2 separate regions of the Homo sapiens genome follow, and region 1 is linked to region 2. A link is a loop called in an ENCODE intact Hi-C map of the cell type or tissue named here. Cell type or tissue: heart right ventricle. All regions are shown on one strand. Links, peaks and the distances in the headings refer to the core of each region. The heading gives the core; the rest is flanking DNA.

What was found. A loop is a pair of places that touch in the nucleus more often than their neighbours do. Peaks named below come from ENCODE experiments on the same cell type or tissue, not always from the same donor. Only the 100,000 strongest peaks of a DNase experiment are listed, where the experiment ranks them.
Region 1: it touches region 2 in a loop (2.2-fold over the local background); 26 of 110 quality-filtered maps call a loop at or near these places.

The regions. Positions count from the first base shown.
Region 1 is chr7:141,692,756-141,706,687 of GRCh38, reverse strand. It overlaps DENND11 (DENN domain containing 11), which reads left to right and starts at 4,522. Exons shown (of 9, transcript NM_001080392.2): 1 at 4,522-4,802. The coding sequence starts at 4,535. It overlaps WEE2-AS1 (WEE2 antisense RNA 1), which reads left to right. Exons shown (of 4, transcript NR_199841.1): 4 at 931-2,685. In heart right ventricle, for the core only: no CTCF peak of the experiment used is centred there; DNase peaks (open chromatin) are centred at 4,417, 4,913 and 5,446; H3K4me3 peaks cover 2,584 bases; H3K27ac peaks cover 1,995 bases.
Region 2 is chr7:141,645,758-141,657,150 of GRCh38, reverse strand. AGK (acylglycerol kinase) reads right to left here. Exons shown (of 16, transcript NM_018238.4): 14 at 7,818-7,888; 15 at 5,542-5,626; 16 at 1,907-4,364. The coding sequence ends at 4,227. DENND11 (DENN domain containing 11) reads left to right here. Exons shown (of 9, transcript NM_001080392.2): 9 at 1-423. Among named protein-coding and RNA genes, the nearest start is that of DENND11, 51 kb to the left of the region's middle. In heart right ventricle, for the core only: a CTCF peak has its summit at 7,048 (motif pointing right); a DNase peak (open chromatin) is centred at 7,061; H3K27ac peaks cover 1,635 bases.

The DNA.
Region 1 (13,932 bases), core at 1,352-9,351, 52 kb before region 2:
TGTCTTGTTTACAAATCAGCAAGCCAGATGATAGATTTCTTTTCTATAGCCTTGGTGTTGATGAATTTCCCCTCACATGCCATGGCTTGTCATTCCTGCCTCTCCAGGCAGCTAGAGGCTGGCTTTGCTCTCAGTAAAACAGGACTGACTCAAAACACTGGCTATATTATTGTCCTGTAGACAGGGCACAGGGGCTGGTTTATTAGGTATTACCCAAGTAGACCAGGTTTTCTTTTTTTTTTTCTATCACCTGCTGCTTTTTCTCTCTCCCTTGCTATAATTCTTGATTACCCTTATTTATGACTACATTGTTTGCCTAGGGAGGCAGCTATGCCATTGCAATGGTTGAGGTCTTATGTTATCGGCAGTAATACTGTTAGAAACTTGCACCATTCACCTTTTCATGTATTGTTACTCAGAAGATAATGATTGTGGCTAAGTCTTCAGAATAAGAAAGGTGTAACAATGAGTACAAAAAAGATATCCCAAATTTGGACAACTAAATAATAAGAATTGCATAGTTGCTGATCTGGATGACCCAAGGGAATCCCTAGAGGTGCTACCTATGGCCTCTGGCCCATGGCCTCACTATTTTTTTGGTCACATTGTAGCCTTTTCTTCATTTTTAGCCTCTTTCCATTATGAAAAATTTCATCTCTGCTTCAGTATATGTTAATCCCACAGGCATCCATCCCAGCATAAAGCTTCAGGTGATAGTTGAGATGATGTGTCAAAAGGGGGACCCATGTAATCTGTGGCAATAAGAGGAAAAGGGGAGGGTTTCCCCCTTAATGCCTAACATATAGTAGGTGTTCAATAAATTGTTTTTGGATGAATTTGGGGAAATAAATTAATATATTTCAATCATGTTTAAAATACTCCATATTTGACTTTTTAAAAAAAATTTGAATTTTTTTCTTAATGTGTCAGGAGTTGCTGCACAGGGGGAAAGCGAAGTTCCCAGGAGTAAGATGTGCAAGAAGCGGGCAGCCTTGCATCTCAGGGCTGAGTTCCCTCAACTGTGTGCTTGAGGGAAGTTCTCCCCTTGCAGACACACTGCTGAGTGATAAGGAAGCACCTAGACTCCACTCTGACCAGACTTGGTTCTGAGGCCTATGAAATGTTGATGGGAAGAACAGAAGCAGGAAAATCTATCTATTCAAATTTGCAAGACGTGGAAACTTTTATTCACCTTCCTGGTTAGACTGTTCCTTTGTCAAAGTAAAGCTAAGGCCATGGAAAATGAGCTATTTGAGAGTTTGTCGCTCCAAGGAAGAACATGCTGGCCTAATTGTCCCCCAAGTCAGGAGAGAGAATTGTAAAAAACACTTAAACAGGCCTAAGTAAAGGTCCAGCACATTATTTATTTAAGACTGAATTAGAACTGAGTCATTCCGACTCTGAAAAAAGAGTGTTGTTGGATTCTTATGTATTTAATGGGTCTGCCCTATTGAAAACCATTGTGAAGTATGGTTTCCCAAGCAAGAAATGACACTTTCACTGTCAGTCTTTCTAGGAGTCTGGCAGAATCCAGGACCGGGATTACCCTTATTTATGAAGCGACCTTAGACTAACAGTGGCTCTCTGGGTCTCCAGACAATTGGCCAGGGACTCTAAAAACCAGAAACAAAGTTGAGAGAACTCCATGCTGGTGGAGAAAAACAGCTGGCCTTTATCACCAGAATGTGCCCCATAGAAGCAGCAAAGCAGCAAGCGACGTTCTTAAACAAGGGCCTGTGGGCCTCGTCAAGATCTGGAGGAATCATCTACGACTCACTGCTGAGTGAGAGGGCTAGGCAGTGTCTTTAAGGTCCTGCCAGCTTTAACATTGTATGCTTTTTCTTTTGTTCAATCTCTCACCACAACTGGAAGTGTTGCCTCAACTACACAGGAGAAAGTTTGCAGTAACTTAGAGAAAACATTATTTTAATCACCAGTGTATGTTCTCCTGCTCCCTGGACAAATCCATCAGCAGCGGCAACACTGACCAGGTCCAGATTGGGGCCGCTGCGGTGGATGTGAATCCATTGAAACTAGGGGTCTCCAGTGCTCCTGACTCCTCACAGCTCTGTTCCTATGACAAGGATGGTCAGCAAAGCCAGCAACCTTGAAGGGGGACCTTCTTCTAATCTCCTCCCTGCCTGCTGAGAGAGTGTACAGAAGCAGCCACTTGTCAGCTGCGATGAATCCAATGATAATTACATAAATCATTAACAATACTTGATATTTGCCCATCACATTTCTCATTTCAAAGTGCTCATAAAATTGTATCTCATGGGTGGCACTGCCGGCACAACAGAATTCCAAGGAAGGATTACGGGCTAAGTAAATAAAGCCTGGAGGCTGCTTTAAAGCCTAGGAGTCTGTTATTAACCCTTTCCTCCTTTTTGTTTAACTTTTTCTCATGGAAATGTTCAAACATACCAAAAATAGAGAAAATACTATAATGAGTCCTTATGTATCCATAACCTAGCTTCAAAAATTATGTATGGCTTTACAGTCTTGTTTAGTTCATAACTGCAACTTCATTGAGGGTGAGTGCTGGGGTATTGTGAAGCAAATCAGTGACAACATATTTTACCCATGGATACTTTAGTGCCATTAATAAAAACCCCTAGGTTATTCTATTAATTTGAAATCTACTATAAATCTATCTGATGAATAAATCAAACAGATTTTAACAAATTGCTTCTCTTGCCAAAGTTTCCCATTTGCTAGAACTAGAGATTATTCATCAAAATAGCTGTGACAGTAGAAACATACCACTTGTCTACACACACAACACATAGCATACTTAGAATAGGAATAGATCTCTGATTTGATGTCCCAGTAATTTAGAGATTGATGATATCCTACCGATACTTTAAGGAGCAGACATTTTAAAACGATGGTACAGACCCACTAGTCTGACCTTTTCTCTGTTAGTCACAGTTGGGCTGTGGTCATTCCCGGAGTCCCTAAGATTAGAACAGGTAATGGGTCACCTGTGTGACCTGCACCAAGGCCAGCCCCACCGCCCCCGGCCACAGAAATAAGATCTCTCTCTCTCTCTGTCTGTCTCTGTGTGTGTATGTATGTGTGTATGTCTGTTTCTGCCTCTCCCACATCACATACATACATACACACACACACACACACACACACAGTGCCTCACTGGGAAGAAATGAGCAGGTATGGAGGAGACATTCTCAGAGATGGATCTCTACTGTGCTCCGTCTTGACTTATTTGCTGTCAGTGCTCCAAGGGATGAGCTCTGGAGGTCATCAGTAACTTGGTCAAACATCCACAGCTACTTCTTCATCCTTCTGATCCAATCAAGAGATTCCTATGCTGAAGTTTTACCTTTCAGGAAAGGCTGAACTAAATATGTAAATAATGAAAGTAGACCCTGTTCTTGGGGGTAAAATGCTGCATAAGTACATTCTTTATTGTTATATCATAGATTTTAGATTAGAAGTGGCAGCCTAGGGCAGTCATTGATTATCTTCTTAGGGATAGGGGTTAAATCACATTATCATTGCAGTGCTGACGTGTAGGACACGGAGGTTCATAAACATCCCGTGGAGTAGCACCCAGCACATAGCTCTACTGGGTCCTTTTGCGAACAGGCAAACCATGGAGCCTTGCTGAACCCTGGATGAACTGTGTACCTCCTTCTCTTGCCACCTCCTTCTTTCTATTTTAATAGCTATTCCTATTTTTATACACATCTCCTCTTAAAGAGTTACTTAGCTGCTAGATTTACCTCAAGGATTGAGGCATGTAAAATTTATTTTTAAATATAAAATGGGGGTTCACAGAAAACCCCTAATCCATTTCCAAAGCCATCAGCTTTAGAGCTGACTTTCCTCTTTCTCCCCTGAGCAACTTCCTTTTCCTGATCTTCTGAGGGAATATCCCTCGTCCCACAAATGCTCCAGCACCTCCTAATTTAATACCCTCAAGTTGTATATATACCAGGAAATAAACTCATAATCTCCATCCTAATCAGTTTGTAATATAAAAGGAAGAACAAAATTCCCAAACTTTAACCCTATGGCCTTTTCAGTGTTTATTGATGAGTATATTGCAAACACCTGGGTAGCCAGAGCACCTCTGCTTCACTCCTCTGCTTAGAAGCAGCTTCTGCCACACATCCAGGATTATGTAATACATATCTGTCACGGTCCACAGGACCAGCGGACTTTAAAAAATAATGGTGACATAAAAACTCACAGTGGTAGCTATACCACGGAACCCTAGGTGAGAAGGCACCTCCACCCGCACACAGGTGTATGGACGCAAGGATGAACGTTCCGGCCGCACGCGTCCCACACACGGACGTGCACACGGGCGCCTCCGAATAGGCTCGCGGTTCCCGAAGCCGGCTCCGCGGACGCCTGCTCTGGCTCCGTGGGAAAGGCGCCTCCGCGGCGGGGCCCCGGGCAGCGCCAGACCCGGCGGGCGGCGGCGGCGTTGGCGCGGCCAGGCGAGGGGGGTTCCCGCAGCCCGCCCGCCCCGCCCCTCGCGCCCGCGGCTCCGCCTCGCCTAGCCATGGTGGAGCAGGGAGACGCGGCGCCGCTGCTGCGCTGGGCCGAGGGCCCCGCCGTCTCCCTGCCGCAGGCCCCGCAGCCGCAGGCGGGAGGCTGGGGCCGGGGCGGCGGCGGGGGCGCCCGGCCGGCCGCGGAGCCGCCCCGGAGGCGGGAGCCCGAGGAGCCGGCCGCCCCGGAGGTGCTGCTGCAGCCCGGGCGCCTGGAGCTGGGCGACGTGGAGGAGGACCAGGTGGTGGCCGTGTTCGTGGTCACCTTCGACCCCCGCTCGGGTGAGGGCCGCGCCGGGGCCAGGCGCGTGGGGAGGGTCGGGGTGCCCCCGAGCTTTGGGGGCGCGGGGGAGGGGCTCGCTGCGCGCGCACCTGCCCTCCCGGCCCCGCACCCCGCACCAGGGCCGGCCCCGGGCTCCCGGGCTTGGGGAAGGGCGGGGGTCGGCCAGTCCTCAGCTCTCTCCCTCGGGGCGCAGCTGGGTGCTGGCGCGCGGCCTCTCGGAGCGGCCCCGAGGGCTTTGTTCCAGCCCCGCCGACCTCCTCTCCCCTCCCCTCCTCTCCTCTGAGTCCCAGCCCCACAGTGGTGTTCGCACTTCAGTGACAGGGCATCCGGTTTGTGGCCACGTTGGGTTTTGTTTTCTTTTCTTGGGGGCTAGAAGATTTTTCACGTTGTGCGGAGGAAACCCCCCGGGCGAGCGCCCTGAGCTCCCCGCTCGCCCCCCATCCCGTCCCCCGCTCCCCGCTCGCCCCCCACCCCGTCCCCCGCTCCCCGCTCGCCCCCCACCCCGTCCCCCGCTCCCCGCTCGCCCTAGCTCCCCGTCGCTTCCTCTGGGGTAACTTTCCTAGCGGCCAAGTTCACTTTCTCTGACTGCATTATTTTGAGGAATTAACGCCGGGAGCATTAAGGGATGGGGCTGAGGGATTCAGCTGAAGGCTGATTAAAGGAGAAGCCTCCCCGGATAGGCTGTCTTTCGGAGATGCTTGGAGAATTAAAGTCTTATCCCACATAATCTTAGCCTAACCACCCGGCAGGGGGGTGTGCGTTTTCCAGGTGAGAGTCCACGGGGGACAGAAGGTGGAAGAACGACCCTGCGCGCCCAGGAAGCCTTGGAGGGTCAGCTAGGGACTTCTGACTCTGAGAGTGGCTCTGCTGTTCGGGGTTGGGGGAAGGAGGTGTCATCGCAGGAGTCGTGGTGTCAGGGCTTAAGGAAACCCAGGTGTGACTGTCAATGTCTCCAGGGCAGCTGCTGGAGTGTGGAGTGCCTGTTCGTGCGGGAAAATATTGGCTGCTTTCTGGGATGAGGTGGGATGGAGTGGAGAAAAAAAGGGGTTAGGATCTGGAGAAGGGGAATCTGGTATGGCAGCTGATGATGGGTTCCAGGCCGGTAATTTTGGGGTTCTCAGCTGTAGGACACAGGAAGAATGTGGGATTCACTGTGGAGCTCCATTTGCAGGGACAGAGTTTGTGGGGACAATTCAGGCCTTTGTGACTTCTGCTTGTTTCTTTGCCACATTCCATGGCTTTCAAACTCTTTTGACTGATCTATCATGTGAAGTTAATTTTACATCACAACCAATATGCTCACATACACGTACAGTACTTATGTAACTGAAATAGACATTTCATGAAGTAGTGCTGACTCCTTCTACATGTAATGCATTCTTTTTTCTCTCTCTTTTTTTTTTTTTTCAGACAGTGTCTCACTCTGTCGCCTAGGCTGGAATGCAGTGGCTCTTTTCTCTTTTTTTTAAGTGTTCATCACACATGCTGGTTGACTCGCATTTGAGATTCCTAGATACCAGTAGTTTGAAAAGTATTGGTCTTTTTTGACCAAAGTTACCCGTAATGCTAGACAAAAACCAATACTTTGTAACTAATCATATTGCTTATACTGTACCCCATCATTTACAGGTAAACAGCTACCAGCATTTGACTTATCCTGGGAAATATTTCAGAGTAACTAGAAGGAATAGAAAGGGCACATTCACACGGTCTGATTTAGTATTGGTAGCTCCAGTGGTAGAGTCTTAGGGAAGGGAAAGAGAAAAGAAGTTTTATACTAATTACAGACAGATAGGGTGGATAATACTGATAATTGATCAATTATTGATATTGGCCAATTGATATCTATCAATTGATAAAAGCGCCAGAGGGCTAGTACCTGCCCCCATTCCTTGTCAGTCACAGGCAGTGAGCATGGCTTTGTGAATTTGTGTATACGGAGTGTGTGTGTGTGTGTGTGTGTGTGTGAGTGATGGTTTTCAGACTAAGGCTACTGTGCAAAGAAGGGATTGTAACACATTTAGACATTTTGTGCAGGCATTTTACTATAATGCTGTTTGATTTATTCTGATCACTGCTCTGTAATTTGATGATCATTTATACCCAATTTGTAAATGAGGGAACATACCAGGGATGGTTAGGTAATTTGGGAATATTAAGTAGCCAATAAATACTTGACTGTAAGTCCCATTGTCTTTCTAGTATACTATGCTGCCTGAACCCCTGCTCCCTGGCACCTGATCCTTACTTATCCAGGGATGGAGGAGAAAGGAGGGAGGAAGAGAGAGCGCAGTGTGAGAGGGAGCACTTGTAACTTGTGTTTTTTTTGTGTTTTTTTGTGGGGGGAAAGCAGTCCTTTACTGACCATAAATGTGTTTGTCTCTTTTGTCATCTATCCTAGTCCTAAATGGCACTTTGCTTCCTGTAAAAATACTCTGATAGACCTTGTACCATATAATTTTATTTTATATATATCTTAAAAGTAGGAGATGTAGTGAATGAATGCTACTGAGCTTCTGAGGGCCTCAAGGTTAGCACTAGGACAGGGCCCTCAGAGAGTGCCTGATGTACCCCTTGTGTGATGGTTCCGGTGGAGTGAGGCCCATAGTGGCACAGTGAGCTGGACCATCACTGGCCCAGCATCTTCCCCCCTTTACTGCTGAGGCAGATCTGCTATTTGTTCCTATTTAATATTGGCCCACCCAGACTTTTGCCCCTCCTTCGCCTGTGTTGCCAAAAGCGATAAAGTGAATATTGACTTCTTTACCAAAATTAGAGCATATTTTAGAAGTTCTTACATAGGTGTGATTTGTCTGCTGTTTAGTTTCTCTCGCTGGCCTGCCTGCTTAGCCACTTCCCCATGTCTCTCCCACCTGTGTCCTCAGTTTCCACTCCTAGGAGATCCTTCCTCCCCCCACCCCACACCCACCTCAACCCTCCGCCACCCCCATCACTTACTGCCCAGGCCATGGCATTATGTGCATCTTCCCATGTAATGTGGGTAACTGTTGGCATGTGTCCAAATCAGTGTGTGTGCCTGAGAGAGAGGGAGAGTGAAAGAGGAAGAAGAGAATTCATAGCTGTACATTCATTAGGTAGTAGAGTAAGAGGGAAAAGGAGGGGTGGATCCTTGTTAGAAAGGGTGTGTGTGTGTGTGTTTGAGCAGGAATATATGCAGTGATTCTCTAAGGTGTGGAAATAAGAGTAATCCTTTTGCACTTTTAGATACAAGTTTTGGAAAGCTAGGCTGGCCATCTGTGGGAAGAATCAGAGAAAGAGTCTTAAAGCTTATTTCCATCAGACTCATGGATTGAAAATTATGGTTGCTGAGTCTACAGGTGACTTAAGAACTAGGGGCTTCAGGTTCAAAGTGAGGCTTACACATACACTCAGTCCTCATCTGGAGCAGGGGGCCCTAGGATGGTGGTGCTGATCATCTGGGCCACAAAGCTGCTATTGAAACCAGACCCAGATGCTAACTCTGCAAGCTGGGTGGAAGATGTTGGAAGCCAGAATATTGCTGTTTCATTTTGTTCAACCCCATGATTTAGAGCCTTGATTTTAATTTTACTTCATTATTTGGGCTTCTAGTAAAATGTTCTTAGTCTGCTTAATTAAAGGAGAGGATATTGTCACACTTGGGGAGCACCCCTGCCCCCAGATGGTGGCAAGAGCGGTATCACCGTGTGGCTGAGGACTTGTGTGTGGGCAGGATGGAGGCCGATGAAGCTTTGAACATACAATGTCTGGACATCTTTGCATCTGCCTCATTAGACTGTTTCTTTATAAGAGATTCACTTTACACTGCTGCGTTTAGAGTTTTATTGTGGGTGTCTGGGAGAAATTCCTGTGCTCCCTGTGTTTGTACTGGGGCAGCTTGCAAGAGGAGGGGTAAGGTGAGAGGCAGATCACCTGCTGAGGTTTTCAAGATGTTTCTCCCTTTCTTCTTGGGAATGAATTTCTACCTGTTCCTCAGCCTCTAGCCAGTGCCCAGATTACATCTAAACACCTATTTAATTTAATGTATCCGAGCGCTTCTATGTTTATGTCACATGAGTACATTTAAAATCACACACACTAATTTTAATCTCTGTAGATTCCCTGTATAGTCTATGAAACATAAGCATTTTTTTTTTAAACAATGGAGATGATGGAGGCCCAGTGAGAATAGGGCTAGGTCTGGTGTCTGAGGCACCACTTGGAGCGCTGCCCAGGTCATCTGACTCGTGGCAAATAATAAATGGCTCTAGCAATGGGTGGGAAAGTGACAAAGTAGAATGTGAATGGAAAATTTGGAGGACAATTTTAAGATGCAAAGAGCAGTCGTAAGCATGGACAGCTCAAATGCAGGCAAAGAAAAAGCCTGTTCTGATATCCGGCCAGAACGTCTCGCAGGAAGAGAAACTCTGTCATGTCGCCATCCTTCCCCTGTATTTCCACCTAATGCCAGTGGAATACAATTGTGGTTCATTTGCTTAATCCCACCCGGGTAGAATCTTTCCCAGGCTGTTGGTGATTCACCTGCTTGTGGTTTTCAGGGAGAAATCAGTTTGTAGCCATCTGCTGTGAAGTCAGTTTCTTCTCTTGAAAATTGAGGAGGGGAAAATAAAAATGGTAATTGTAATACCCACCACCTCCTGAGTGCCTGCTGTGTGCCAAGGACTGTGCCACATGTTTCAGTGACCTGCCTCTGATCCTCCCAACAGACTACACCATCATCATGAGAAAAACAGGTGCACAGAGCCATTAAGTTGTCTAAAGTTAGGGCCAGAGCCCAAGTCTACCTGCACCCCTTATCCACACCACACTACCACCCAGTGGAGAATGATATGGGATCTGTGAAATGGAAGGTCTTTCTTTGTAAAGTGAATGCATTGGAATTCAGCCATGGATTGGCATATAGCTGACTTTAAATCAGCAGGATTAGCTTCTTCCTGACTCAGGATTCTTTATCCTGATGCTTTTCTCTTTGCTTTGGATGTGCTCTCAGACTAGGTGGTTTTAAGACTGTTTCAAACCATGTAAGACCCAAAGTCAACTCACCTGGGTTATTTACTTTTCTGATGTTAGGGTCTGAACCAAATACTCTTTGGAGGTTTCCACCTGTGGGATCTGATGGCCCCTTTAGGTGGTTATGTGAAGGGAATGTATTGTTGGGACCTAGAATACTCTTTGATTCATGCCTTTATTCCTGAAACAGGATTTGTTTTGACTTCCTGATTACAATCAGGGCATATGTATACACAGATGGGAAGAGAACCGTGGAAAGAGTAAAACCTCAGGCACGTGCTGGGGTGGGAGTTCCACTCCTGAGGTCAGAGGAGCTGGAAGAGGATCTCCAGCTGAGGCAGTCTCTGGATAGGAAATGAAGAGCTCAGGAGGAAGTGCTTGCTTGGGAACCATCTAACAGAGGAGGAAGAAGAAATTCACATATTTCCTATTAAAAAGAGATTGTTTTGGTTCAAGATCATTGCTTTCTCTATTTTAAATATTTTGAGGTGAACTTTCTAGCAGACAGCAGTTACTGCAGTTAATGTCCAATCTCCCTAGGAAATAGTGATGAATTTTAAGACAGCTGGGGGTTTGGTCATTTCTCATTTAAACAGAACTAGTTTTGGAAGACAGAGGCAGTGGTCAACCTAGATAGGACAGCCTACCTCTGGCCTAGCCCATGGGCTTATAAAACCCCAGCTCTGGGAGGCCCTGGTGCACAGAGCTGTCAGGCTGACCTTTGGAGCTGTGAAGTGGCAGGGTTCAGACCATCTGTACATCCTCAGCCAGGCGCGACACTGACCTTCTGGCTTTGCCTGGGTAACTGAGCTGCCAGCCTCGTAGTCGGTTAGTCCAAGTTCCTTTAAACAGAGACATATTTGCCTTTGCATGAGCTCAGCACCTGGCAGGCACCGTGCTGCCAAGTTGTGCTCCACCAATATTTGTTCAATGACCAGCTGAATGTACACAATGCATATTGCCACATTTGTGCCTCCCGTGGTCATGTGAATCCCTCCTCAGAAGTTGTCTTTGCAGTAGAGGCTAGGAAGTGCCTGTAAGTACCTGTAATAGGTCCAAGTCATGGTCCAAGATGAGAAAGGACACAGAGATGGAAAGAGAGCAAGTTAGGGGAGAAAAAGGCACTTGTCACTGGCACCTCCTCTCTTTGATGGACTAGCCATGAGATGACCTCTTTTGTTGAATCTTCCAGGCCCCAGCTCCCTGGCTGAGTTCTTAATACAGTGAGGATATCTGGAAAACCTAAAAGCATGGAATGTGAAGACTGAGCCTGGGATAAGTAGCAGTCAGGATGAGTTTCTTTCTGGTATTAAATGGCATCCCATAAGGATTACTAATTATGCAAAATCACTTTCCATTAAGTCTCCTCAAATTCCATATGTAAGCTGGTTTTCATTTGTAATGTTTCTGTAGGATAACTTCAAGCCCTGATAGCGCTTCATTCCCTATTAGTGTGGTGCATTGCCTCAATTATTTTTGGCTTTTGCAAAGTCCTTTATGCTCTCCTTTTTTTCACATTGCTATTATTTCAATTATTTTCCCCAATTTGTAAGTTGAAATGTTTTGAAAAGTTGAAAGAATAGTGCAGTGAAAACCTGTATGTCTTTCACTTAGAGTCCCCGTTTATTGACATTTTGCCCCATTTGCTTTATTCTTACATAGTCATATCCCCTATAACATGAAATATATGTTCCAAAAATCACTGTGCGGCAAAAAAAAATCATGAAGTAAAAATCACAGGGCTTATGAGAAAAACTTTGTCAGTGGCACATTTTTTTTAAAAAAAAGATAGGAACCTACCAAAAACTATAGGACAGTTTTGCATATGATAAATGGTTAAGAAATACATACTTAGTAAATGTGGAACTGTACCTTTAAAAGACCTGGTGTTTGTATCTGGAGGTGAGTGCTGAAAGGATTGAGCCTGTGAATTACTATGTGTGGTGGGAGGGGGGCTGTCTGAAATCAGAGGCAAAACTGTGACGCTAGAGGTGCATGGCATGGCCCAGAACGAGGTGACCTGAGGTAGCAGGAGAAGCTTAAGGTGGGTGTGTTTTGTATATTCCGACATGGCTTGATTCAGCTGGGTGTAGTTTTCCACATTGACTTTGTGTTTTTCATGATTGAAATCACACATAAGCAAATGTCAAATTCCCTAATACATTGATTGCTTTGGAACAGATTCAACAAGCATTATAGCAGAACTGACTGTGTGTGGAGATATAAATAGACTTTTCTTTTTTTTGCTGAACTATTTGAAAGTAAGTTGTGGATGTCATGGCATTTCATTTCTAAATTTTTCAGTATGGGCTGGGCGTGAATACATATACTAACGCCTGTAATACCAACACTTTGGAAGACAGAGGTGGAAGGATTTCTTGAGGCCAGGAGTTCAAGACCAGCCTGGGCAACATGGCGAGACCTCATCTCTATAAAAATTTAAAAAATTAGCCCGGCATGGTGGCGCATACCTGTAGTCCCAGCTGTTTGGGAGGTTGAGATGGGCGGATCATTTGAGCCCTGGAGTTAGAGGTTATAGTGAGCTATGATTGGGCCACTGCACTCCAGCCTGGGCAATCCTGTCTCTTAATAAAATAAAATAAAATACTTCAGTATAAATCTCCTAAGAATAAGGCTATTTTTCTACATCACCATAGTATCATTGCCACTCTTAGGGCAGTTAATTTAGGTTAATTCATCAATTAGGTTTTTTTAAATAATTAATGTATTTTATTTTTTAGAGCAATTTTAGTTTTACAGAAAAATTGAGCAGAAAGTACAGAGTTCCCATATACTACCTCCCCCTCACTCATACACATATAATTTCCCTTTATTAACATCTTTCATTAGTGTGGTATATTTGTTATAATTGATGAACTAATATTGATACATTATTGTTTATTTAAATCCATAGTTTGCATTAAGGTTCACTGTTGTACAGTTCAATGGGTTTTGAAACATGCACGATGTTATGTATCCACCATAACAGTATCATACAGAATAGTTTCACTGCCCTAAAGATCCTATGCTTGACCTATTCATCCCTCCCTTCCTATTGATCTTTTTATTGTCTCTATAATTTTGCCTTTCCCAGAATGTCACATAGTTGAAATCATATAGTATGTAGCCTTTTCAGGCTGGCTTCTCTTATTTAGCTACATGCATTTAAAGTTCCTCCATGTCTCTTCATGGCTTGATAGCTCATTTTTCTGTATTGCTATAGAGTATTTCCTTGTATGGATATCTCACGTTTTATTTATCCATTCACCTATGAAGGACATCATGGTTGTTTTCCAGTTTTGGGCCATTGTGAATAAAGCTGCTGCAAACATCTGTGTGCAGGTTTTGTGTGGATGTAAGTTTTCAGCTCATTTGGATAAATACAAAGGTGCATCGTTGCTGGGTCATTTGATAATAACATGTTAGTTTTGTAAAAAACTGCCAAACTGTCTTTCAAAGTGGTTGTGCCATTTTATATTCCCACCAGCAATGAATTCCTGCTGTCCCACATCCTCATCAGCATTTGGTGTTTTGAATGTTAGCCATTCTGATATGTGTGTCATGATATCTCATTGTTATTTTAATTTGCAATTGCGTAATGAGCATATGAAAAAATAGTCAACATCATGTCATTTGCCATCTGTGTATCTTCCTTGATCAGTTGTCTGTTCAGATCTTTTACCCTTTTAAAAAGTTGGATTGTTTTCTTATTGTTGAGTTTTATGAATTCTTCGTATATTTTAGATAACAGTCCTTTATCAGATATGTGTTTTGCAAATATCTTCTCTCAGTCTGTGGCTTGTCTTTTCGTTCCCTTAATAGTGTCTCTCATAGATCAGAAGTTTTAAATTTTAATGAAGTCCAATATATCCATTTTTCCTTCATGAATTGTGCTGTTAGTATTATATCTAGAAACTCATTGCTAAACCCAAAGTCACCCAGATTTTTCTCCTGTGTTATCTTCTAGAAATTTTATAATTCTGCATTTTACATTTTGGTTTACATATTTTAAAAAATTATTATTATTTTAGAGACAGGGTCTCACTCTTTTGCCTGGGTTGGGATGCAGTGGAGTGAGCACAGCTCCTTGTAGCCTTGAACTCCTGGGCTCAAGTGATC
Region 2 (11,393 bases), core at 3,380-11,379:
TTCTGAGTTAGAATCAGCATAGCCTCCCTGTCGCCTTAAATGTAAAAATCCTATTTTGATTAATACCCCAGCCTAAGAGTTATAGCAATACGAGAGACTGAATCTATTTTTGTTTCGGGTCTTTACCTCATAGTATGAAATTAGTAAGACACTGCATAGATTTTGCCCTGAATACTGGTGTGCCCAGGTATGCCGTGCTCTCTCTCTGTTTCCAGTGGTGGTAATTTTAAGGCCTAAAGAAAGCTGGGGTTAATCCTGAAGCTAAAAGTAAATGTTTCTTGAATTGATTTTGTTCTGTGGTACAAATAACATCTATGAATATCATATCTGTATATATCTGAACCAAGTTGTGTGCAGAGAGGTTGATATAACTATATTTACAGAAAATGATTTTTACAATTAAAGTTCACATTTTAACATGAACGTGCGTGCTGCAATCCCTTCTCCAGTCCGAGAAATGTGGTTTGTGGTAGGAAGGAATGGTGGCCTACTCCATGAGCAGAGCCTGTGGGGGCTGAACCTGACTTCACTTACAGTGATGATGGAGGAGATTGGGGAGCTGCTACCTGTCCTTCTAGAAGCCACGGTCTGGACAAACTTTCTCCAGGTAATGGGAAACAAAGTTGGGAATAACTGCGCCACCCAGAAGAGCCAGGGCTGTGTACCCTTAATTACATCAGGAAACTTCTAGAATCCCACAGAGACCACCACCCTTTTACTTTACAAACTCTCTTATCAAAGTTCAGTTTAAAACTTTATGTACTTGATATATATTTGGTATATGTGTATATTCTAAACTTTTATTTCATTTTTAACCTCTTGGGGAGTTACAGTATGTATTTAGAACCGGTATAGAGTACATTGCTATCGGTGGCTCTGTAAATCAAATGGCCTGGATTCAAAGTCAGGTTCCTATTTTCTGTGCTATGTAACCATATATTATTACAGGCTGAGTATCCCTTATTCGAAATGCTTGGGACTTAGAAGTATTTTCAGATTTCAGATGTTTTAGGATTTTAGAATCTTTGCATTATAAATCCAAAATCCAAAATGTTCCACTGGGCACTTCCTTTAAGGATCATGGTGGCACTCAAAAACTTTCGGATTTTGGAGCATTTCAGATTTCGCCTTTTCAGATTAGGGATGCTCAACCTGTAGCTACTTCCTAGGGTTGTTGTGAGAACTGATGCATCAGTTACATATGTGAAGCACTGGCACTTAGGAAATATAACTGCATCCAGATATGTGCAAAACAGCTGTGAGGGAAAGGAAAAAAGCTTTATTTAAAACCCTATCTTAATAGAAAGCAACTACGGTTTTTTTTTTTTTTTTTTTTTTTTGAGACGGAGTCTTGCTCTGTCACCCAGGCTGGAGTGCAGAGTGGTGCGATCCCGGCTCACTGCAACCTCTGCCTCCCGGGTTCAAGCGATTCTCCTGCCTCAGCCTCCAGAGTAGCTGGGACTACAGGCACATGCCACCATGCCCAGCTAATTTTTGTATTTTTAGTAGAGATGGGATTTCACCACGTTGGCCAGGCTGGTCTCGAGCTCCTGACCTCAGGTGATCCACCTTCCTTGGCCTCCCAAAGTGCTGGGATTAATCTTTGCATTTGAGTGAAATTAATCTGTCAAAAAGTTTGTACTAAACAATCACCTGGGAAGGGTGGCCGACTTCCCAATGCAGATTCCTGGGCCCCATCCCCAAATTGGGTTATTAGGATCTCCTCCAGATAGCTCAGCATTCCAGCTTTGGCTGACAAGCCTCACTCAGCTGACTCTCTTTTAGTTGCACTATTAAACGTCTTCCATGCAGGCTTTATAGGGAAGGACAAGGCAAAGAACAAAGCAGTCAACAATAAGGAAACCAAGCCCTCACAGGAAAGAAAGCCTGAATCAAGAAAACAAAGTTTGAAACAAGGCATATTTATATTTAAAAATGAATAAGATTCTAAAGTGGCTTCCATATCCTTCCCTAATTATATGTACCATTATGATTAGAACCACAAAATGAGCACACATAAACACACACTGGTAGCCTATCAGAAAAGAAAGCCAGATTCTGCACTGGTCCTTGATATTGTTACAGAACCACGATATGCTAAATGCTCTCAGCTCAGGTGAAAACTTTTGTTTTCATATACTACAGCATCCTTCCTCCCTACCTGTGGGTGGTATGGGATGAGTGATCTTTATGCTGATGTTTGGAACCGTCTGTTATGTTTTTGCCAAAAGCAGAAATTTTACCACCCTGAAGAATACAGTATGAAATAAGAAAGCCTTCCTTTTTGTGATCTTCATTCATGGACTTTTCATAGCTGTTCTGTAATCTACTAAAGCATTGGTCTCTCTCCATGGGATGTGTGGGCATGGTGTATGTATCTTAAAAGGGATCTGCCTGAGAGAGAGCCTGTAGCTAAGGCCTGCCAGCTCTGCTTCCTCCCCTTCCCCCTCGCAATCCTCCCTCATTGATCTATCTTCCTGTGGTGCACTGCCCCCTAGAGTGTAAGAACCTCAGGGCCACTGAACAAAGGAAAATGTCAGCGATAGTAAAAGTAAATGGTGCTAATGACTGGCTGGCAAAGCCATGGTAAATCAGGTGGATTTCAGTTCTCTGCTTTCAACAGACTAAAGGAGAATCTAATCAAGTTGTTTGTTAGTTGATAGATCATCATTAATAATTCTTGATGATAGAGCACTGTGATCTTTGTCAAAATGCCAAAGGAATCCAAAGAACTGTAAAAACATTGTTAACGTAATTCTATTCCATCGAATTTATGTGCTTACATCTATACAGAAACAAGGAATACAGCTGAGGTTGAACCCCATCTCAGCTGTAAATCACATTCATGTATTCTTGGATAAATGAACTAATTAGGATAAAGAACATTCTAATAAAAAAACTTTTAATCATCCAAGAATTAATACCGTTTTCATTATATACCAATAATTAATTACGATAATATTGGTTCTGGACTGAGATAACAAACAAACACTTAAAGCAAGAGCTAAAAAAAAAATTTCCATTTATATTTTTTGTTGACAAGAAGTAATGGGGTGAATGATTAAAAGATGTCGGGCATAATAGATTACATTATGATAGGATTCTTGGCTGAAAAGTGGTATGGAAATACAGAAGGAGAAAAGCCAATTTGAAATGTTTAACTACTAAAGAACTAGCTCATTTATTTTTATAAATGAATGAAGGGTGTCAAATTGTTGTGATATTTAAATTGTACTGGATATGTTTAAAATAGTGATGTAACAGTTTTTATTTTAAAATACCAATATTTACACGACACCAGCAAATACATACTTTGTCAACTATTTAACTTCCCATGAAAAATTTTAGATACCAACTTAGATAAAATTTTAGATATCAACTTAGATGGGTGAGGGTATACATGATTTTTCAAAATACTTTTGGGGGCACATGAGCAGAATACTTTGTGGACTACTGCTTTAAAACACGATTTCTCCAAGTACAGTTGAGGGACAACTTACAGAATCACCTGGGAAGGGCAGATGACTTTTTAAAAATGCATATTCCTGGGCCCCATCCCCAAATTTGGGTTATTAGGTTTGGGGTAGACCCCAAATAAGTTTTCAACATGTACCCCAGGTGGCTCTCATGCAAACCATTTAGGAAGCACTACTTAAAAAAATAAATAAAAACTAGCATTTTCCGGTATTGTAGCCGTGGCTGAAGAGGGAAACAACCTCACATATGTTTCTGGACTGAGGTTAGAACTGAAATAAAAGCTAAACAGGAGCCGGAGCTCACAAAATAGCAGCACCTGTGGAGGAGCCTAGACATAGGAAAAGGTCACCAGGGCAGGAATGCACTTTCCTGGAATTCCTAGCACGGTCAAAGAAGAGAAATGGAAGGGCCTAGGCAGGCTAAGCCCACCGTGGGCTCTCCACTGTGGTTGCACTTTGGAAGAAAACAGAAGAAAGTCCTTTTCCGTCTTGAACCAGCCTGAGGAAAGTCCGTGTTTAGGAGGGCCAACCGTCACACCAAAATAAAACATGCGCTAATGGAAGCCGATTGCAAAGCAGGTGACAGAGCACACTTTGGGAAGCACTGCTGGAGTGGGGGCAGAGGGGTACTTGCCATGAAAATGCCCTGGGGACCCTCTGACGACACTGTTGGGATGGCTGAGGCACCTGTTCCCTTTTGGTCCCACCGGTGGCCTAAAGTGTGGTCTCAGAGTGCTTGTCTTCTGCTGCTCACTGGGTGGGGCTTGTGAGCATCTGTTCTCTCTTCCTAGGATCACAGAAGAACTGCAGCTTCCTGGGGAGCAGTTTCACCTCCACAGGCATCGCTTCATACTCCTCACTGTCAATGCTAAAAGAGCCCCCTGCTCCCTGGGGAGAAGAGAATATTCAGAACAGCTCAAACACATCAGTGGCCTACTGGAGTTGGAGGTCTCACAGCAGCACCAGAAGAAGTTCATTATGGAAAACAACATCCTCTCTTGAGGAGCTATCCTAATGTTCTTTTACAAAAAAAAATTCAGTGCCTACTACGATGGGCACAGTGCTGGTTCTGGAAACATCCTAATTCTACCATCCATGAAAAAGGATTTATTTTCTTTTTTTGGCCCCTATCTCCTCCCAGAGTATTTTGGGATTTGAACAACATGGTTATAATTTTCAAATATGTATTAAAAGGCAAGGGTCCTGCCATGTCTTAAGGAACTCATATACATAGTCTTTCTATATTATGCTAATCCTTCTCAAATAAAAATAAAGACAGCTAATTCTCTTATGACATGCTATTGTATCTGCTGGATCATTTTCATTATTCTCTAAGACTTGTTTAGCTTGATATACCCAAGGTGTATCAACATTAATATCATTACAGTCTATGAAACCCTTCCATAACTCATGCATTTAATTCAATATTTATATCGAAACTGTGACGCCAGTCACTATGGGGATACCTTCTGTTTACCTATAGTCTTGTCTGAATACAGTAATATATGGCCACATGTCTTCAAAGGCTATATGAAGAGCCTCCTTTTTTTCCGTATTGACAATTGAATAACCTCCCAATTCCAGATTCTATTTCCAATTTTTTTCACTTACATAGGTTATTCTAAGCATGGCATTTCATAATACAGAAAAATTCAGTGTTGAACTGAAAACTGCTTCCAGATCCTTTATAAAAAATGTTAAAGTAAAAGCCACTATTAACATTTGCCAGCTAGACAATTCTCTATGTGTCTTAATGTAGTAACCTTCTGCATTATTTACATATGGAAAAATAAAAGGAGACCTAAAACTCACTTTAGGGAAGAACCTTGGTTCGAAAACGATGGGAGTCTTCAGAAGTCCAACTCTAAATCCATGACTCCCAAGGAGATTCTGCCATCCTTTTCAGCTCCCCGCTAATATGACCCAGAGCCTGGCAAAATGCTTGGCACACAATATGTGCCTAAGTCTAGGTCAGCTAACAGAGAGGAAGGATGGGACACCACAGAGGGGCAGGCCGATGACGAACGAATCAAATGCTGTGACTACCGACCCCTTCCCCACTCACCTCCGGGATAAGCAAAGTGCACTGGCTGGCTTGGAGACACTCCGTGCCCTCCACGTGCAGCTTGGGGTTTCTCACCTTTCGACTTCTGTGAGCACAGGAAAAAGCAAGCTTAAGACCAGTGATGGCAACTGCACTAGGTTGCAACAATGTAGCAACTTCTTTCCCCCTTTTTATGAGCTTACATAAGTGGACAGATGGTCTATTAAGCCATAGAATTCTGTAAATAATTTTTCCAACAGTGATTCTTGCTTAGCCTTGTGATACATTCTAGACTGAAAGTAGAGAACTGGGCATGAAGTTATGACTTTCTCTGAAATGCTCTTAATTTGATTTAAAAATTGATTGATTTAAAAATAATCATTCCACATGTACCTAATTCTTAGATTGTTAGTCTCAAATTTAAAAATTAGAATGAAATTCTTTAGGAAAAGTACTAAACGTCTGGTATTTGGTACTTCTTGTGATTACTTGAAGGATAAAATATTTTTACTTTAATGTAGATATTTCTTTTATGTATATGAACAACTAGTCTTAGAAGTTCTCTGATAACCCTTCCTATCTGTGGGTCCCACTCCCGTGGATTCAACCAACTGAGGATAGAGAATACATATTTTTGCACCTGTACTGAATCCGTACAGACTATCTTATCCCCTAGAGAATACAGGACAGCAACCATCCACATAGCATTTACATTATATTGAGTATTATAAGTAATCTAGAGATGATTTAGTGTGCATAGGGAGGACGTGCCTAAGTCTATGCAAATACCGTGCCACTATATAGAAGGGGCTTGACAACCTGTGGATTTTGGTATCTGAGGGAGGTCCTGGAACCAATACCCCAAGGATACCGTGGGATGACTGTATTTATAACGCGGTCTACTTGGCATACAATATCTACCTTGACTGAGTGACTATGGAGTAAAATTTCCAGCGCATATACAGACACACACTCCACCTCATGCAGATGTATCTTTTAGGCAGTGGAAATACAGTAAAAGCTAATCTAAGTAAATCAGTCCATTTATCATTTATTAACAACAGTAACTCTACAAAACGGTATCAGAGTTTTCTAACGCAGCTTCACTATGTTCTCTTCAGATATCCAGAGGAAACAGACATTACTTGATTTCACTTCCTGTAGAGAACAGAAGGACACTGGCTGCCACTGGTGCTAACAATGCAGAACATAGTGGCTTCGCCTAACCTTAGCAATAGAATTGGGGTCTCTATTTCTGGATACCAGTATCATAAAGGAGATTTGAATATTGCTGGTCTCACTGGCCAGACTGTCAATGAAGATTGTGTGATTTCTGGACATTCTGTAGAAGGAACAGGATTTTCCCTTCTTATAGATACAGCAAGAAAATCAAAGGCTGCAGAATCAGCTATTCAGTCTCTGAAGAATTTATGCCAAAGGCAAGAACAACAAACTTATGTGCCTGTGTAGATAATGAAGTAGCCATGGAGACCAGGCCGCTGCAGCAGAAATGTGTGATCCCTAAATGGGCACGAGAGGGAGCTCTGAGACAAAGCACAGAAAAGCGGAGCTGAGCAGATTACCAGTTGGCATGGGAACACACCAGCTCCTCAGATGCCCTGAAGGAGGATTTATAGTGTTCTTTACCAATAAAATTCTGGCAGAGGTAGGACTTAACAAATCACAGAACTTGGAAGGGTATTCTGTATTGGAAAAGGGAAAAAGGCCTGGGAAATGTCCAAGGTACTCAATACCTTTTCCAGTTTTTCATGAAGGCCCTGGGAATAGGAGGACATGGTGAACTGACATAAATAGTAATGGATACTGTGAAGTGCTTCAAAATATAAAAAGGCTTGACACACATTCTCTTACTCAAGGCTGAAAGCCAGTCCTGAGATCGGCAGAGATGATTATTTCATTCTGTAGACGGAAAGAATTCAGAGATGCTAAATGATCCGAGTCATGACGTCGGGTAAGTGGCAGAATCAAAATTTGCATTCAGCTCTTTGACCCTGAAACCAAAGTTCTTGACGCTGTGTCATGCTCCATTGAATTCTTTGGTTTCAATTGAAAAACAAAGACTGCTCTTACATTCTGATCCCCACAAAATGAACAGTGATGGCCAGCATAGGAGAGGGGCACTCTACATGTCAGCCCATAGGAAAGAAATAACATCGAAATTCCCAAACAAGACAAGGCTTTGGCTGGATTTCTGTCTTAGACTTCATGGGGCACTCTGAATAGTAAAATCTGAGAAAATCACAAGCCTCATTTCCTGTGAACCCCAGTCCACTTACCCTATAGTTATAAAGTCTCCTTTGCTGATGGTGTCAGGTTCAATGCAGATATTCAGAAAATCTTCTTTGCTCTAAAAAGGTTAAGAACACTAACGTCATTACTCTTAAAATTTGGCTAATGCAGCCTGTTGTCATCCTCAGCTTTGATGGTTCATAGTTTGAAGCTATATATAGATAGGGGACTCTACTTGTAGTGATTTAATTCCAAACCTATTTTCAATCTTTTTTTTTTTTTTTTTCACAAAGAGCTTTACTGAGGTATAATTTATAGAAAATTCATCTCCATTGCTTGGCTTTTTTTTTTACTACATAAGCAAACAAAACTCAGAGTGGGAGGTTCTGGACGTTCTGTCACTCACTAGTAATTATTAGCCGTTCTAGTCTCTAGGATTACTTCCCTTGCAGGCCAAGCTTTCAGCCCATCCCAGCAATCTCAGTGTTCACTGTACATGAGCTTCACATGACAGCATGGAATCGGCTGCTTGGTGTGGAGAGCCCAAGTGCCTGTGCTTCTTTAATGCTCTACATACAAATTTGGTGTGCAACCAGAGTTGGAAAACAGCAATCCGTTTATTCTATGGTAATGTTTAAAAACTTTCCATTTCCAGCCACAGAAAGCTCTGGATGATTTGAGCTACGACAAAATGGCTATCAAAACAGACTTGGTTCTTGGACCAGTTCCCATAATTTGCTACCAGTCAGTGACTAGCCATACAAACCTAGCCCTCTGTAAATCAATCCCACAACTTCTATGTCAGCTTCAAATAGAGGTCTTGTTTCTTTTGGGGTAGGTTCAAAATGTTCAGGCCCAGGATTTGAGGCCTCTGAGAGCCTTAAAGCCTTTGCCTAAGATTAAAGGGTAACTAACAAAGAACTCTCAACTAAGAATTACAAAACATAAAGTGGATGACTTTGAAAGTTCACCTTTTATTTAACTACTTACTGAGTGCCAGTCATGCACCATGAACCCACGGAGCTTGGGTTACACCAATGAACAAAACCCACATGACTTTCTGCCTACAAAGAACTTACTTTCTACTGTAGAGACTGGAGGGAATAGATGGATCATAGTAAATTATAAACTCTGTTAGAAGATAAGGATGCCACAACTATATTAGAGTTTATTAGAAAATAAGATCAAAGAAGCAGAGCAAGGAACATGAGGTGGCGCTGATGGCAGTGGCTGTGTTATGAAAAAGGGGGTCCCGTGGAGAAGCCTTGGAGAGGAGGCCTGAAGGAGGTGAGGGAGCCGGCGATGTGGCCACCCAGGGCAGTGGTTCTCAAACTTTAGCAGGTGCCACTGTAGAGCAGGTAACATTCAGACTCTGGTTTTTGTTTGTCAACTAAAAAATAAATAATTTTTGGCCAGGCGCGGTGGCTCACGCCTGTGATCTCAGCACTTTGGGAGGCCGAGGCGGGCGGATCAGCCGAGGTCAGGAGTTCGAGACCAGCCCGGCCAACGTGGTGAAACCCCGTCTCTACTAAAAGTACAAATACTAGCCGGGTGTGGTGGCGGGCGCCTGTAATCCCAGCTACTCGGGAGGCTGAGGCGGGAGAATCGCTAGAACCCAGGAGGCAGAGATTGCAGTGAGCCAATATCGCACGATTGCACTCCAGCCTGGGTGACAAGAGTCAAACTCCGTCTCAATCAATCAATCAATAAAAATAATTTTTTTTTAACTCAGACTCTGGCCCCATCCCAAGTTTCTGGTTCAGTAGATCTGGGGTGAGGCCCATGAATTTTCATCTCGAGCAACTTCCATGTGATACTGATGTGCTGATCTGAGAACTGGACTTTGAGAACCCCTAATCCGGGGATGAGCAATCCACACAAGGGGAACTACTGGGGCGGAGGCCTTCAGGTGGTGCTGGGGGAACATGTCTGACAGCAGGGAACAGCAAGGAAGCCCGTGTAGCTGGAGCAGAGCGAATGACAGGGGCAACAAGTGAGGAAGACAGGGAAGAGAGGAGCTACATCAGCAGAGCCTCATAGACCATGGCGAGGAAGCTGGCTTTTAGGCTGAATGAATCAGAGAGCCACTGGAGGGTTCTAAGGAGGGAAATATGTTCTGGCTTCATTTCAATAGGATCACTCTGGCTGCCGTGTTGAGAATTAAGACAGGAGTAGATTGGAGAGGGAGACAGTGGGCTAGGAATTAACATTATAGATAAATGTGTAAGAACGGCCCAGGGTTCAGGAGCTCCCAGGAGCAATGATCTGCTCTGACAATAGGACATTGAGAGGTGGGGCTGGGTGGGGGGGTAGTTAGAGAGGAGGAGGAAGAATGGGTTAAAGCAGTGATGAGTCAGGAGGACAACCACCAAGTCACCAGGCCCAGCATACAAGGGGAGGAAAAGAAAGAAAGCACAGCCACTGCTTAAAGACTGTGGGAAAGGCAAAACTCAGGGGAGAGCCACACTTCAGCTAGAACAGGGTCGGGAAACATTTTCTGTAAAGAGCCAGAGAGTGAACACTGTAGGCTTGCAGACCATGAGGTCTCTCTCACAGCTATTCAACTCAGCCATAGTAGCTGAAAGCAACCAGAGAATATACTCAAATGAATTAGCCTGCCTGTGTTCCAGTAAAATTTGACTTAAAGACACTGAAATTTGAAGACAATTTCCACACGTAACGGGGAAAAATACTCTTCTTTTGATTTTTTTCAATGATTTAAAAATGTAAAAAATATTGTTAGCTTCAAGGCTGTACAAATACAGGCAGCAGGATAGTCGGGCCTGTGGGCTGTCCTTTGCTGACCCCTGTTCTAAAGCTTTGTTCTGGAGGCACAATTAAGTTACCTAGAAAGAAACTGTGGTTCTTTGGAGGTGAGCCTTTAGCTTTGTTAACAGGGAAGAGGGCAGCCTTTAGTCTAGAATTAATTTTGACTCACTACTGAGGCAATACCTTTCTGAGGACACTACCCAATGCCCCATGTCTGAAGAGGATTTTCTACTCTAATTGGTTTGAACACGAACTATTCCTGGCTTTGTGAGAGGACTGACTCTCCTGAGACTGTCCCGCCTGCTCACTGGTAGGTAACTCAACCTCTATCTCGGGTGGTGGTTTCTCACATGCATGCACCTGTCAGTACTCAGCTGAAGATTCCAGAGGACACCTCCGTAAACCTCTAGCTTGGTTCTGGGTGCGGCTCTCCTCTCCATGGGGCTCTCTTGTATCCTGCCTTGCAATTCTAGCTGCCTTGATTTCTCAAATTCTCAAAGACCCCTCAACTGAGGTAGGGCATGGGCTCTGTGTGGGCTCCCTCTCCGCAGGCTGTGGCCTCTCTCCAGCAGTCACCTCGGGCAAGCATCAGGCTCACTGTGTTCAACTTCTTGCTCTCTGGACTCACTGTCCTATGCTGCTTGTCTCATACCAATGTCTCATATAGTTGTTTCAAAGATTTTGTCCAATTTTTAAGGTGTTTAAGGTATAAAGCTGGTGCTTTTTGCTACATCTTGGCCAAAAGTCTCACATTAACATTCAAAAATCAATTCATTTTATTGCTTTGACAGATTAAATGAGGAAACTTTATTATCTCAATAGATGCTGGAAGAGTACTTGATAAAATTAAATAT